2 separate regions of the Homo sapiens genome follow, and region 1 is linked to region 2. A link is a loop called in an ENCODE intact Hi-C map of the cell type or tissue named here. Cell type or tissue: PC-9. All regions are shown on one strand. Links, peaks and the distances in the headings refer to the core of each region. The heading gives the core; the rest is flanking DNA.

Region 1 (5,385 bases), core at 306-5,305, 330 kb after region 2:
GTCTACTGCCAAAATATGAACTCTAGCAGCCTGGAGTGCACCGCTAATAATAAGAGTCAGTGTTGCTATGAAAGGCCCGAGACAGAGCTCCAACTTAGCTTTAACCTTTTCTCCAAGAAGTTCCCCACAATGACAAGGAGACATAAATTTGGAGTTAGAGGTCAAGGTGAGAGGGGAGGAAGCCTGAAAATGGTAAGAGGTCACTTAAAAATAAAGCAAAAAATTGTTGGACTGGGCTCAAACCTGAACTGCAAAAGAGAATGAAAAGAGTTCAGCTGCTATCTGAGGACTGACTGCCTTTTAGAAAAGAAGAAAATGGGCGGGGCACAGTGGCTCATTCCTATAATCCCAGCACTTTGGGAGGCGGGCGGATCACGAGGTCAGGAGATCCAGACCATCCTGGCTAACACGGTGAAACCCCGTCTCTACTAAAAATACAAAATATTAGCCGGGCGTAGTGGCGGGCGCCTGTATTCCCAGCTCCTAGGGAGGCTGAGCCAGGAGAATGGCGTGAACCCGGAAGGCGGAGCTTGCAGTGAGCCGAGATCGCGCCACTGCACTCCACCCTGGGGGCCACGGAGCGAGACTCCGTCTCAAAAAAAAGAAACAAGAAAATGCCTAGATAGATAACAAAATAGATAACAAAAGTCCAACGTAAAGGAAATATGTTAGGCATGAAGAAAGTTACGTTTGCTTTCTCTTCAGATTCCTGAAACTAGAATGAACAGACACACAAAGAAAGGAAATGCCGGATGTCCTAGAGTTAGCTGTTGTGTAGAGTGGAGAATCACAGTGTGCCTAGTATTAGTGGAGTCTTCCCATCTCCACAGGCCTAGGCTTCAGGTTCTTTCGCCCTTGGAACCCCTGGAGAATCTGACGAAACTGTGGAATGCGTCCACACTGAAAATGCATATATGCCATCGCACAAAGTTGTGTATTCAATTTAGGGAACTCACAAACTCAAGAAGCTGGATCATTTATGTTCTAGCATGAAAAGAGGCTACTGGTTTAAAAAAAAAAAAAAGCACTCTCCAAGAGACCATGGAACTTATCTTATTCACCACTCCATTCCTAGTGCTGAGGGTGGGGCTTAGATACAATATCTCAAGACATACTTGCTAAAATGTTTTAAAAGGCAGCTTATAGAAAAATGTGATTCCCCAAAGAAGGTTCCAGTGATCACGTAAGTTTAGGGTATCCATTTTTTTTAAACACATCTGTACGTTTCTGTTGCTCCTTCTAGCCAAAGAGAATTTCCCTCAGAATATTCACCACAGTAATGGTATCTTTAGAATTTCCATGTAAGAGGTGCTTAGGAAGAACGATCTGGTTGCAGGTTGGCGAGGGAGTGAAGCTGAGTTTGTATTGCCCTTTACAAAATGCTGAAAAAAAAAAAAACCCATCTGCATGCTCAGAGATAAGAGGTTTTTGTGTCTTCAAGGAACTTATCTGTCTTCAAGGCACTTACAATGAATTAACTTATTTAAACCCAAACTTATTCTATAAATAGATTTGAGGCCCACTCACAGTATAATCTGGTCCTGATGCATTCCTTCATGGGAATTAACAATTCATCCGGAATCTCTATGGATTATGCTCCAGATTTGGATTCCTCAACCCTGAAGAATCTATCTCAGAAACCGGTCAGCCATGCTGCCTTCTCTGTGCCTGCAGGGCAGATGTCGACAATGAACCACCACAGCTGTCTTTCCCATCATGCGTAGGTATGGCCTTAGAATCCTCCACACAGCCCTCCAGGTGGCTACTGAAAGCTACCCTGGAATGCCAGTCAAAACATGTGTCACTCATAGGCTCTACGTGTTCAAGCACTTTCTACCTCTTAGAAAAGAGACGACTGGCAACAGTCTCAAAGAGTAATCTGTGGCCCCTAGACATTCATTCTGAATTTCATCTGCAGCTTAGATTAGCAGTTAGTTCTAATTGTCATTGGCTTTCAAATGTCTTGTTGCACTTGCCTTCAAAATTCAGGCCTGGACCATGTGTAAGTTGAGTCTGATAATACCTATGTAATTATCTGCTCCTATACGAGGTGCGAAGTCATGATTAGAAACCTTGGCCCTGGCATCATCCTGCTGTATTCAAATTCTGACTCCACCACTTGTGGTTGCATGACCTGGGCATCTTCCTTCACCTAATTTGTCAATTTCCTCACTTGCCAAATGGGAATAAGATAGTACCTATTTCATAGTATAATTGCAAAGATATGTTAACATTCAGAAAACGCTTAGAAGAGTGCCAAACATGATAAACGCTTAATACATGTTATTTTTTTTAATGTGTTGAACCAAAAGGATGCCTTGAAGATCAGTATTTCACATTTGGTGTACAATACATTCAGCCACAGAAATATAAAGAACTGCTGTCCCTTAAAAATTCATGCTTGCCACAGGGTAGTTCAACACACATTTATGGAATGCTTGTGTAATAGATGTCTGACACTATTGTAGGCCATGGAAATACAAAAATAAATAAGAAGGCACATCTTCACCTTGAAGCAAAATCCCACCGATTATGAGTCCCCACATTTTCTCCAGGTAATGAGAAAACATTCATCGGCTTAAAAAACCTATTCCCTACTTGAATCTGAATGGATTCAAAATCACTTCTCAGCAAAGAGCTTCAGGTCTCTCCCTAAAGTTCCATCTAATATATTCATTCTGAAATAAGCAATGGTAAGGAGAAAAAGTTAAGAGACCAATCTTGGTGGCAGAGAAGAGTCTACTTCTTTAATTCAAGATCAAGTTTCTCTTCATAATGACCTTGTAGCCCTCGCTCCTCAGACTTGCTGGCTGACTGGACCCACAAGAAATACAGGTACCAAATTGTGGGCTTTCATACATTAAAAGGTTTTCTCATCTTGCCTTGTATTCTTACAAATTATTGGATTTAAATAAGAAAAAACAAGACTCTTGTTTCAGCCTCTCTTATTCTAGACTTGGTGTGCCCTGGGTGTCTGACATCCTCATTCCATTCATGATTGCCATTCTTTCTAGGGGAGTCATTGCTTCAAATTATGTGTGGGTGTATGTCTGGGAGCTGAAGACATTCAACGTCCCCATCTAGTTGCAAATTTAGTTATACATTTGGGGTTTAGCTATTCAACTTTGCCAGCTTTGTGCCTCCTGCATAGGTCCAGGAGCCCCAGGGGTAGACTGATGCTTACTAGTGGAGTTAGCACAGACAAGTTTGAGCCTCTCATACCTGTCTCTTAAACGAGGGTAGTAATACTCCAGAGAAGAAACTGAAATGATGTTTAAACTGAAATAATGAAATAACACACTCCATAAACTGCAAATTTGCTATTCAAAAGTAAGATATTATTACCATTTCTCAACTTCTCCAAGTCTGTTTCACATTTGTAAACTACAGATAGCTCCATCTTTTTCAGTGATAGCATAAGGTTTCTGTGAGGACTCTGTAGGTCATGTACATATATTATTATTATGACCATTACAAATGCGAGTTATCTTCCTTAGATTTATGCCTGTACCTCCTTGGGACACTGATCATTTTTTTTTTTCTGTTTCTATAAAGAGGAACAATATTCTCCTTCACAAACCGTACCTTTCAGCAGTTTCTCTTTAACTCTCAAAACTTGATGATTTCTAACAAAATGATCACAATAGCTCCAAGGCACAGAAGATGCTGACAAGACCACCTTCTTCCCTGGAAATGTCGGAATCAACATTTCACACAGACTGGCCAAAGTAGCACACAGCCTGGGCCAAAAAGACCACTGTGCAGGCAGATGTCCAGGCTTGGAGCAGCCACGGGCACAGAAACCCCTCTTCTAGCTCTGTGGGTAGAAATTTGTTTATGGTTATCACCTTCCACAGAGTTTCCCAGATTTGCTTTCTTTTAATTAACCCAAATCAATCTCCAATTAGCCATATGAAGTAAGGAACAAAGAGCTGTGCATTGTATCACCGTTAAATTTCTCTTGTTCCTTTGTTTGTTTACTCTCTGTCTACCCCGCCCCCCCCCCATTAAAATGTAAACTCCATTAAACAAGAACTCTGTCCTTGTGTGGTTCAAGGACCCAACACAAGACCCAACATGTAGTAGGCACTCAACATCTGTAACCCTATTCCATCATCTTTTTCCTTGCACCAACATTTTCCTCTTATGGCAGACTGGGCTTTAGAATTTAAACCTGGGAAGAATTTTAAGAGATTATCTAGTCCATGTACTTTTCAAATGGTTGTAGCACTGGAACTCTATTTTTAATCACACTAAAGCGTGTGTGTGTGTGTGTGTGTGTGTGTGTGCATGTATGTGTGTGTGTGTGTTTTAAATGCATAAACAAGAGGTTAAGACCTTGGAGTCCAATTGCATGCCCTTCCTTCTTTCTTTTATATCCCTTTGCTGAAAGTCTTAAAAACTATCTCGAGTTTAGGCTGGGTGCGGTGGCTCATGCCTGTAATCCCAGCACTTTGGGGGGCCGAGGCGGGTGGATCACGAGGTCAGGAGTTCGAGACCAGCCTGGCAAACATGGTGAAACCCCGTCTCTACTGAAAAAATACAAAAAATTAGCCAGGTATGGTGTGATGGGCCCCTGTAATCCCAGCTACTCGGGAGGCTGAGGCAGTGAGCCGAGATCGCACAATTGCACTCCAGCCGGGCAACAAGAGCAAAAGTCTGTCAAAGTAAATAAATAAATAAATAAATAACAAAACAAAAAAAAAACTATCTTGAGTTTAAAAGCCATTCATCTGGTCATTGACTTAACAAATATTTATTGTGAATACAAAATGTGCCAGGAACCACTAGGGCTTGGAATACTTATGGTGAATAAAACTGCCCAGGTTCTTGGTCTCATAGAGCTTACATTGAACGGAATATAGGAAACAACGTGAAATGCACAAATAAACAAAGAATCAAAATAATTCAGATAGTGATAAAAATTATGAAGAAAACAAAACCTCTGTAATGGGATAACATGATGGGAGATTTCGCGAGAGAAGGAGATCAGTCATGTGTGTCTGCTCTAGTTAGGGTAGACAGGCAGGTCTCTCCAGGAGGTGATATTTGAGCTGAATCCTGTACGACAAGAATAATGCAGCCAAGCAAAATGCTAGGGAATCCAACCCGTGTGGGTTGCTGATGGGGAAATAAAGAAGCAAAGGAGGGATGACTGGCCCCGAGGTCATCCTGTTAGTTAAAGCCTGGACCCGAATGGGGGTCTCCTGTCACTCCAGACTTATCATTGTAATATAATGGAGTTTTTCCTTAGTTTCTGTAATTGGCAGGTTCTTGTCTTCTGGAGAAACTTCCTTCAAAACTGATCTTCTTTCCCATACACTTTTATTTTATTTATTTATTTTTTGAGACAGAGTCTTGCTCTGTTACCCAGGCTGGAGTGCA
Region 2 (5,385 bases), core at 80-5,079:
TATAGTATATATATTTATATTATATATATTTACATTATTATATATAATATTTATATTACATATATCATTTATATATATATATCCAGAAATTTAGGTTTCTTAAACTACTCGTTCACAAATGACTTAGATTAATAACCTTGCATATGGACATAACACAGAACTGCCATGTTGTTCTTTTGTGCTGAAGAGCAGCAAAGACTAGCCTGCAATACTGAATAGAGATGGCTACATTTTGCAAAAGACTGACATTCCTATTCTGTGCAAGTGTAAACATATAGGCCATTCTTGAGAATACTTTTATGCAATATGAAATTTAATTTATGAACTAATATCTAATGATAACCCAATCTGTTGGACTTGAAAACCCATTATAGAAATCATCTGTTATAGTACATATCTGTTCTGCTTCAGTTTCTCCATCTGTAAAAATGTGAGATGTGGATAATTATAGGACCTCCCTCATATTTCTATTTAATTCTGTGAAAATCCAGCTTGGTGCCTGGCATACAGTAGGTACACAATGCGTGTTGGTAATTACGATGTCCGTTGTAATAAGTACTATTCATGTCTCTTCTTTGTGCTTCATTGGTAGGAGAATAATAGAGAATAAGGATAACAAACTTTCATGAGACAACGTCTCAATTTAGGTGCCTATGTGGCCTTGCCAACTGACTGCAAATGACCACAAAGCATATGCTAATGTACAGTGGTATCAAAGACCACTTCTTCCTGGATATGCTAAAAAGCACAGACACCCTCAATGGTGTCCAAACAAAGAGAAATGTGAATGGTTTTTAAAAATCACAAAAACAGCAGCCTCATTCTCATTCATCTCACAGTTTATGCCACTGCCCTTTGCACCTGTCCTAGTGGTGACTCAACTGGGGCCCAGTGGGAGTTAGCCCAGTGCCAGGCCAGGACCCTCATGGAATGTATATGCTACCACTTCCTTGCCTTTTAACAAGAGCTGAAAATCAACCTCTGTGTGTTATAATTCATGAAATTAGTAGTATTGATGGTAGTGATGAAAGTGTACCCAGTAAGTCAACCTTAGATTACACATTTTTCTCTCTGCTGTCCTTGTTTCTAAGTTCTTTAGCTTATAAGGATAAAAATGGGAGGGGAAGGGAACAGGGGGGAGGACTGGAGTTTTCAAAACTATGATTTCTAGAAGAAACCAGTTGTGTCACTTTGTGATCCAGTCTGTGACTCCCTTAAACCTTATGGCAGTATTCAACGTCATCTGTAATCTTATTTCTCAATATTCCTTATTCCAGGTCAAATAAATTTACTTCTCACTATTTCTTTTCACATGCCCTGAATACGAAACTTATTCCACTTGTAATTCCTTTAAAAGTGTGGTTGTTATACTATGTTTACTTTTTATCAGGCATTAAATATTTCATAATGCAATCTCAAACTCACCAACAAATTCACACCCAGGCTGCACCTTTTGGTGCTCCACCCTCCACCTACAATAGTGGACCCCACCTACTCTATCAGAATCCTACAGTCCTTCAAAATCAATGTCAAATTTTACTTCTTTGGGAGACTATCCTCAATCTTTGCAGGCTGGATTTAATCTTTCTTTCCATTACATTTTCTCTTACTTTTTATACTTTTTACTGTAAAAAGTATACTTTTTTCTCTTACTTTTTATACTTTTTAGTATATTTTATACTTTTACTATAATGCAAATCTGAATCTAGTACTTCCCCTTGTGTTAAATCCTTAAAATCTCTTCTGTTGCTTTTTAATGTAAATTCTGGCCTCTCAAGCCCTATCCTCCTGCTTCTTATCCCATCTTTACCCATCAATTCCCCCTTCTCGTGCACACTCAATACCTTGGCAGGCATAATATGTAGTATCCTTTATTGTCCCTAGGTCTTTGAATATGCTGGTTGTTCTGGCTGAAATAACCCTCCTACTCATCTCTTACTCCACTTTCAGATATTCGGTAGATAGAAAGTTCTTTCTGAAATCATTTCTAGTAGTTACCAGAGTATGGCATTTAATCACATGCATTACAATTGGCCAATTTATCTGACATATCCTCAGTGGGCTCAAGGCTTCTCTAGGGTGAAGAGAGGATTTGCCTTGTTTATGGCTCTCCCCTCATTGCAAATTATTATTTACTGAATAATTATAGCACTTGTGATACCCTGCATTTCTGACTCTCACTACAAAGCTCCTTGAATATAAAATTATTTGATTTTGTTGTTATCTTTTCTGTATACTTTAGCTCTAATTCACCTGGAGATGCTTACTTTTTATTTCATTTGGCCAAATAGTTTGAAGGGAGGCAATGAAACCAGGGCTGAGCAGATAAATACTGAAGGAGGGTTAATGCATGAAGAGTGTGTGGGAAACACAATCTTGTCTTTCTTAAACAGTCAAATATTAGGTTGGTGCAAAAGTGATTACGGTTTTTGCCATTAAAAGTAGTGGCAAAAATCGCAATCACTTTTGCATCAACCTAATATATACAGTGCAAATGGGAAATGTATTTTACATTTTCTTTTAAAAAATCCCCCATTGTGAGTTGCTTTATTTTGGAAGCCAAATCTTGGTTTTGAGGCTCCATGTTGGCTTTTAAAATTGCTTTTGAAACTCTTATCTCTAAAATCAGTTTGGATTTGAGTTGATTCAAGTTCAGTTTACTGTTTCTGCCCCTTAAGCCTGGGGAACAACACTGGTTTCTTTTGCCTGATTCAAATGCCCATGTTGGTTGTTCTAGACATTCCTGGGCTGGGCAGGGCTGGTTAGCAGAGGTGCCATGCATTCCAAGTGTCCAGCAGTTGTTAAATCAAGTTTGGGTTTTTTTTTCTTCCTGCAGTACACTAAATGTATGGAATTATCCTCTCTTACAGTCAGCACACCTTTGTTGCTGTCACGTAAGTAGGCACAGTAAATATAAATGGAAAAGAATAAACTCCCTCTGTTGGGTCAACAGGTTTGTTCAGTAGAAATTAAGAGAAAGTTTTACCGCGTCAGCCAGCATCTGCTGCTGGAGAAGAAGTTGCTGTTTCTGCTCCATGATCTGCCTCTGTAGAGTCTGCTTCTTTCCCATCAATTGCTGATTCAACAGTGATTGCTGGGAGTTCATGTAACCACTTCCAGTGTTTGGATTTGAGCAGGGGTTAGGACTTGGACTGGGGCCTGTGTTCTGGCCTACCACAGAGTGTTGATCCTAAAGAAGAGAAAGGGGGAAGGAAAAGCTACTGTGAATTAAAAAAAGAAAAATGTAGCACAAAGATCATACACTCAGATTCCAAACATTTTTCATCTTATTAAAGATCAAACATGGTTAAATGGGTTGGAGATCAGAGAATCGCTTTTTAAATGTAGAAGAAATAATTGCATAACACAGCAACCAAAGCAGCTGGGTTAATGACATTAGGGCACTGGAAAAGCTCCCATGAGGACTCTGATTGTGGAACCTCCACATTCCAGAAGGTGTTTATGGAACCTCAAAGAAAACTACCATAAAAACATATGGCAAACCTCTCAATTTCTCAGGAATAAACATCATAACCTAACAAATCCTTCCTTTTCCCAAAGTTAGCATGTATCATTGCTGATCCTGCAATGAAAGTCATGTTTTAATTCACGTGTTTAAAAGTTGAAACTATTTTGGACAGAAGGCATTTTGCCTTACCCAGCTTTCTGTGACAGAAAGGCAGGAAGGCCTCTAAGTTTCTGTTTTATAAACTCAAACTTGGAAAGGACTTCACTTCTCAGGGCCTTGTAAATTTTGTTCCGCAGTCAACAATTCAGGTATCTCGGCGCAAGAATCTCAGTAAAAGAATACCCGACACACTGACAATGAGAAAATATTGATTAAAAACTCAACTGTATATCAAATAATATTGGGTATTGGTGAACTGCCTTTCTAATTTGAGGTCTCTACCAATTTTTTGGCATTGACAGATCAGGACTCTGCAAGACAGTAAGCTAAACCCAGTTGAATATTCTCATTAATTCCCAATGATGTATTTAGGATTGAGCTCTACACTAGTACACTAGTAGGGTTACAAGAAGACTAGAAAATATGGTTATCACCTTAGAGAATTTATCACCCAAGTGAGGGAGAAATGCTTACATGTATAAATATAAGAAAATGTAAAATCAAATTTTAGTTTACATGATATAAACACTAAGTCAAAAATTGTTATACTTTGATCAGAATGATCTGGGAATCAGCTTATAAGGCAGATGCCCTGGCCTTGTCCCAGGGATTCTGAGGCTATAGATCAGGGTACCTCCTTAGGTTATTCTGATACTCATTGGTCCAGGGAATATGCTTTGGGAAACACTGAATACATGGGAACAAAAGAAATCCAACTCTCTCTTTTTTTTTTTTAAGAGACAGAGTCTCACTCTATTACCCAGGCTGGAGTGCAGTGGCATAATCATGGCTCACTGCAGCTTCAACCTCCCAGGCTCAAGCAGTCCTCCCACTTCAGCCTCCTAAAGTGCCTGGGACCACAGGCGTGCGCCACCTGGCTAATTTTTAAATTTTTTTTAGAGACAGGGTGGCTAATTTTTAAATTTTTTTTAGAGACGGGGTCTTACTATGTTGCCCAGGCTGGTCTCAAAGTCAAGGGCTCAAGTGATCCTAGATCCTTGGCCTCCCACAGTGCTGGTATTACAGGCATGAAGCACTGTGCCCAGAAAAAAAAAAAAAAAATCCATCTGTCATTCACCAACTAAACTATGTAAGGTTACAAGACATAAAAACATTAAGCAGGGAGTTGGGTGCGGTGGCTCATGCCTGTAAACCTAGCACTTTGGGAGGCCGAGGCAGGTGGTTCACCTGAGGTCAGGAGTTTGAGACCAGCCTGGCCAACATGGTTAAACCCCATCTCTACTAAAATATGAAAATTAGTTGGGTGTGGTGGCACATGCCTGTAATCCCAATTACTTACTCAGGAGGCTGAGGCATGAGAATCACTTGAACCTAGGAGGCAGAGGTTGCAGCGACCCGAGATTGTGCCGCTGCACTCCAGCCTGGGTGACAGAGCAAGACTCTGTCTCAAAACAAAAACAAACAAACAAAAAACCACAAAGCAACTCCCATGATACCACATGAGTAGAGGTGGTAGGTACACTGTTTGTGGAAATTATCTTTTTTATTTCTTTCTCTTTCTTTAACTATGTGCCGAGCTGAAATAAATAAACAAGTAAGTAAGTAAGCCACAAGCCGAAAGCCTTGGCCTTGCTTTAGTAATCTCTGAGGCTACAGAGCTCACCAGCTGCCTCAAAAGCAAAGGGTTACAAAATAATTCTAAGGGCGACCATCCACTGAGGCTTATTATCAGCCAGTCACTGTGGTCCGTGCTTTACGTGATTTATCTCATTCACTCCTCCCAACAAAACAATGAG

Evidence for each region. A loop is a pair of places that touch in the nucleus more often than their neighbours do. Peaks named below come from ENCODE experiments on the same cell type or tissue, not always from the same donor. Only the 100,000 strongest peaks of a DNase experiment are listed, where the experiment ranks them.
Region 1: a loop joins it to region 2, with 14 times the contacts of the local background. A loop is called at or near these places in 2 of 110 quality-filtered maps.

Annotation. Positions count from the first base shown.
Region 1 is chr11:96,322,099-96,327,483 of GRCh38, forward strand. The region is part of intron 1 of MAML2 (mastermind like transcriptional coactivator 2); the gene reads right to left. Among named protein-coding and RNA genes, the nearest start is that of MIR1260B, 17 kb to the right of the region's middle. RefSeq lists an enhancer at 2,458-3,657. In PC-9, for the core only: no CTCF peak of the experiment used is centred there; DNase peaks (open chromatin) are centred at 3,023 and 5,103; H3K4me3 peaks cover 1,290 bases; H3K27ac peaks cover 3,679 bases.
Region 2 is chr11:95,988,534-95,993,918 of GRCh38, forward strand. MAML2 (mastermind like transcriptional coactivator 2) reads right to left here. Exons shown (of 5, transcript NM_032427.4): 3 at 2,987-3,190. Among named protein-coding and RNA genes, the nearest start is that of MTMR2, 67 kb to the left of the region's middle. In PC-9, for the core only: no CTCF peak of the experiment used is centred there; DNase peaks (open chromatin) are centred at 2,758 and 3,318; H3K4me3 peaks cover 890 bases; H3K27ac peaks cover 2,788 bases.